Linked DNA regions of Homo sapiens: region 2 is linked to region 1. Evidence: chromatin loops called from intact Hi-C (ENCODE). Cell type or tissue: breast epithelium. All regions are shown on one strand. Region 1 overlaps FIG4 (FIG4 phosphoinositide 5-phosphatase). Region 2 has its middle 93 kb from the start of GPR6.

The links. Peaks named below come from ENCODE experiments on the same cell type or tissue, not always from the same donor. Only the 100,000 strongest peaks of a DNase experiment are listed, where the experiment ranks them.
Region 2: a loop joins it to region 1, with 20 times the contacts of the local background. A loop is called at or near these places in 1 of 110 quality-filtered maps.

What each region holds. Positions count from the first base shown.
Region 1 is chr6:109,815,866-109,818,365 of GRCh38, forward strand. All of the region lies in intron 22 of FIG4 (FIG4 phosphoinositide 5-phosphatase), which reads left to right. Among named protein-coding and RNA genes, the nearest start is that of FIG4, 130 kb to the left of the region's middle. In breast epithelium, no CTCF peak of the experiment used is centred here; a DNase peak (open chromatin) is centred at 1,320.
Region 2 is chr6:109,883,968-109,886,467 of GRCh38, forward strand. No RefSeq gene overlaps it. Among named protein-coding and RNA genes, the nearest start is that of GPR6, 93 kb to the right of the region's middle. In breast epithelium, no CTCF peak of the experiment used is centred here; no DNase peak of the experiment used is centred here.

The DNA.
Region 1 (2,500 bases):
GGGGGGCACTCAGTTTTCATTTTTGACTTTTGACTACTGTTTAAATTTTCCACATTTATACTTTTATTTATATTAATAATACTAACAGATTATAGGCCATGTTTTCTTTATAATTGCCAGTATTAAAGATAATTAGCATTATTATTTTTTAAAAGATAAAAAAATACAGAATCCAAGGCCCCATTGCTAGAGATTCTAATCCAGTACACTCGGGCCAAAGCCTGGAAATCTGTGCTTTGTACAGTTCTCCATTTGAATGTAACAATAAGCCAGGCTGGGGAGCTGCTCCACTGGATCCTTCACAGGAATGTCCTCAGTAGCCGATGGAACATCCACTGGGCAGAGCACCCCTGACTTCATCCGTCTGCAACCTCAGGACACTTAGGTCTTGTTTTGGAGGCTCATGATCCTACTGATACCTTCTTCCAAAAAACAGTTTTCTGTGATTCTTAGGAAAACTCTGAAAAGATGCAGGTTAAGCATCCCTCCAAACCATCAACGTCATCAAAAACAAGTAAAGCCTGAGACTCACTGCCCAGAGGAGCCTAAGGAGACGTGATGACTAAATGAAATGTGTCCCAAATGGGATCCTGGGACAGTAAAAGGACGTTAGGCAAAAACCAAGTATGGACTGTAGGTAATAATCACGTATCACTATCAGGTCATGAAGTATAGCAAATGTACCGTACTAATGGAAGAAGGTGTTAATAAGACAGGAAATTGTATCCTGCACAGACCCAGTGCTGTGTGGGATACCCAGTCCTTGTTGCCTGTGGCTCACAGCCAAGCCCTCTCTCATTAAACAACATGGAATATGTAGGAACTCTCTGTCCTCTGCACGATAATTCTGTAAATCTAAAGTGGTTCTAAAATTAAAAGTTTATTAGAAAGAAGATGGAAGTCACAAGAAGTGTAATGATGTGACATGACAAAGTCAATGGTAGCTCTTTATAAATAACCAGAAAAAGATGAGACTATCAGAACGCACATGAAGAACCTAAGTAGGGCGTCATCACCTCCATGTGGGAGATAAGACACACGCCATTACTGCAATCCATTGGTCTGAGTTTCCAGGAGTGACAGCAGGAGTGGCTACCGCTGCTTCTGTTCTAGGAAATGTGAGGACAGAAGGGACTGATTGCTCCAAAAGGTCGCCGTATAAATGTCTGATGGATGACCAGTTGTGCAGAGGAAGCATCTGGCCCTGCATCCAGGCAGGGAGAAAGGATGACTCTGGTAGGAGCACTTATGTTCTTTGCCCTTTGAGAACAGCTGTTGTGTGCTTGATGTACCACCTGTCCTTTGTTGGCAGAAAAGCCCTTTCAGAGCAGACCCAGTACTGTGCAGGAGAACCAGTCCATGTTGCCTGTGGCTCAGAGCCAAGCCCTCTCTCATTAAACAACAGCCGAAATGTTTGAGTTAGAGCCTACAAACAATGCAGCCGAATATTGGTGGATGCTTCCCGAGTGTTTGTGATAATAAACGCAGCTGAAACAGAGAAAAGCTGCACTTCTTTTTATACTAAGGTAGACAATGTGTCCAGCATATGGGAGGGAAATTGTACTGTTTATAAATTGCATTCTGAATTGGAAGCATTTTACCTATTTCAGGTCAGAAAATCATCAAGCTTTATTTCTCTAAAGCCAAAAGTTATTTTTAAAATACAAATAACCTTTTTATTTTACAGCTCTCAGAGAGTGTGTAAAAAAAAAAAAAAAGAGTATAATTCTACCATACCTGGACCAACATGAAATATCAATGGCAAAGGCTAAAACATAAAAAGTGCCACCATTGCCACTCATATATGTGCGTATGGCAGACTGTCCTTTCTCTCTCCTTGAGGAGCAAACATACATGTGCTCAGCTGCTGAAAGGGTCCACTCTCTGCCAGAAGCATCTAGGAACACAGGTCTCCTGGCGGCCTGGGAGCTTGCTCCTGGTTAAAATAAGAGGGCTGGTGCTGGATTTCTTTACCTGTTAGCTTGGCTGTGTTGGCCAGGGTTCAGCTGCAGAAAGCATAATCTGCTCTAGGTAAATTAAATAGAAAGTGATTTATTATAGGATTTTAGGTAGCTTTCAGGATCGCTGGAGAGCTGAAGAAGTAGACCCTAGACCAAACTTCCACAAATGACTCCCAAAACCATATGGCAAACCATCAGAGGAGCTGCTGTGTCTGCCTTCATCAGGAAGCTGTCACAGCAGCTGCTGGCTCCAAAACCAGCCACCTCAGCTATACAGTTGTCCCCCTTTATCCACAGTTTCTCTTTCTGCAGTTTCAGTTACCTGAAGTACAGAACAGTAAGACATTTTGAGAGATGGAGACGCTATTCACATAACTTTTTTTTTTTTTTTAAGACAGAGTTTCGCTCTTGTTGCCCAGGTTGGAGGGCAATGGCGCGATCTTGGCTCACCACAACCTCCACCTCCTGGGTTCAAGCAATTCTCCTGCCTCAGCCTCCCAAGTAGCTGGGATTACAGGCATGCACCACCATGCCCGGCT
Region 2 (2,500 bases), 68 kb after region 1:
TTTTGTTGGAGAATTTGTGAAGAATTTGTGCTAGTAATATAAAGTTAAGCTTAAATAAAATGTCAGTATCTATAGGAAAACACAAAAATGTTGTACAAGAAAGAAAATAGAATTATATTATTTGGCTTGGCAGTGAATAACAATTATGTGATCAAAATAGCAGAAACACTGAACATTGACTGAAAATGATTGTTATCACTGAGTTGGAAGGTGGGAAAGTGGCAGTAAGACATAAAATAAAACTGTCAAATCCTTATAATAAGAAGTCAATAATTAATGTATCAAGTTGATAAATTTGATGTTAAATCAAGTTAAGCCTACAGCTGCCTCCTTACATATTTTAAGTTCAGCCTAAAGGTTTCTTTGTTCATCATGAACTATAGCCTAAATGGAGTTTGATACAGACCGTAGCCAACTCTTGTACCAATTACTGAGTTTTGGGCAATCAAAGGTGGCCAAGTGTTCAAACCATGTTCAAATAAGGCAAACACCCAGGTATCACCAATCCAGGTGTTTCTGTAGCTCACTTCTGTTTTCTGTACATCACTTTCCATTTCCTGTCCATAAATATTCCACCACATAGCTTCACTGGAGTCTCTGAGCCTACTCTGGCTTAACATGCTGCTCAATTTGTGGATTATTCTTTGCTCAATTAAACTCTTAAAATTAATTTGGCTAAGGTTATTCTTTTAACAAATGGTGTGAGAAGTGAGATCTGAAGTAGAGCTTCTAACAACCCCCCTGAGCGCTGAGTGACCAAGTGAGGTACCCACCGGGCCCATTATGTACATTGCTCTCTCAGAGCAGCTGGAGATTGTGGTAAATTCCCTCTTGAATTCCAAAGCTCTATGGATTTGTATTTTGAGCTCTCTGAGTTTCTTTGAGCAAATTTCTGATCCAAACTGGGTTTGGAAGTCCCAACAGAAACTGGACTGGGTCCACGATTGAATTGGATCTGATAATTAACTGGCTTGAATCCAGTTAGATGACTCTTATGGAGGACTGAGTGGCAATACTGCAGGGGCTGTAGCTGTAAAATTTGGCTTTTGGAAATTCGCAGGGATTTTTGTGTTTACCTATTTTGTTTTATTTTTCTTGCACATTCAAGTAGGAAAAAATCTTTGGCTAAGTTGACCAGGGAACCTGAGAGCATTTCAATGGGAGGATCCAGTCACAGGCACAAAGGAACAGCTCACCTGGACTAGACTCCCACAAGGATAAAAAACTCTCCCACAATCTTTGCAGAGGCATTGGCTGCTGACCTCAAGGCCTACACCCCACCGGACGACAACTGCACCTTGCTACAATATGTGGATGACCTCCTTTTGACAGCCCCAATACGCAAGGACTGCTACTGAGGAACCCAAGGTCTCCCCAACCTCCTATAGAAGGTCAGATATAAGGTGTCCAAGAGAAAAGCTCAAATTTGCCAACAGAAGGTCAAATATTTGGGCTTCGTAGTGACCCAAGGGGAAAGCCAGCTAGGCATTGAATGAAAACAGGCTGTTTGTGCACTCCCAATTCCAGCTACCTGGCACCAGATAAGAGATAAGATAAGAGAGATAAGAGAGTTCTTGGTGGCAGCAGGGTTCTGCCATATCCTCCCACCTCAGCCTCCTGAGTAGCTGAGACCACAGGCATGTACCACCGTGTCTGGCTAATTTTTTATATTTTTGGTAGAGATGATGTTTTGTCATGTTGCCCAGACTGGTCTCAAACTCGTGAGCTCAGGTGATCCACCTGTCTTGGCCTCCCAAAGTGTTGGGATTACAGGTGTAATTGGCCACCACGCCTGGCCAATTGTCATTTTCAGTGCATGTTTTCTGGTTGTATAAAAACTTTCCCATGCAAGAGAGCTGTTGTAACAGTAATAGCTCACTTTACAAAAGTATATATATTTTCACCAGGTAAAAAAAAATACATGGTCTACTCAGTGAAGAAAATCAACCTCTTCATGGTCTACTGACTGGGGAAAATCAACCTCTTCACAATCTAGAACCTGAAGATTGGATCTTTTGAGAACATCAGAGAAAGGCTGTTCTTGCCATACACACTGCAGCAAAACTTCAGGACCTTGACCCACAGTTTTAAGTTCATAATCTCACAACTCGGAAAGGTCCCTCTACATTCTTGGAACTGTACACCTATTGGAAACCTTAAGGTAAAGCTAAACAGGGAAGTTTTTTCCCAGAAGATGGCATCTTTGATGTGGACAGCTTTTTCCCAAGATCACAGATCAAGATTTCTCTACTATTATGAGATTCTTTAATTTTTTTTCCCTTGCTTATGCCTCTATGAACAATAGAAGTGAAAAGCGGGTCTGTTTTGTGAATTCATGGGGTTTACTTTTACTTGTGAAAGATTTTGCAGCCAGCCTTCTACATGGTTAATCTTATACTTTGATATATGGAAGATGAAGGCCCAGTGTGAGTGAGAAATTTCGATGGTACGTACTCATGATCAGTCAGAAACAAAACACTGATGCACTCATCTTACCTAC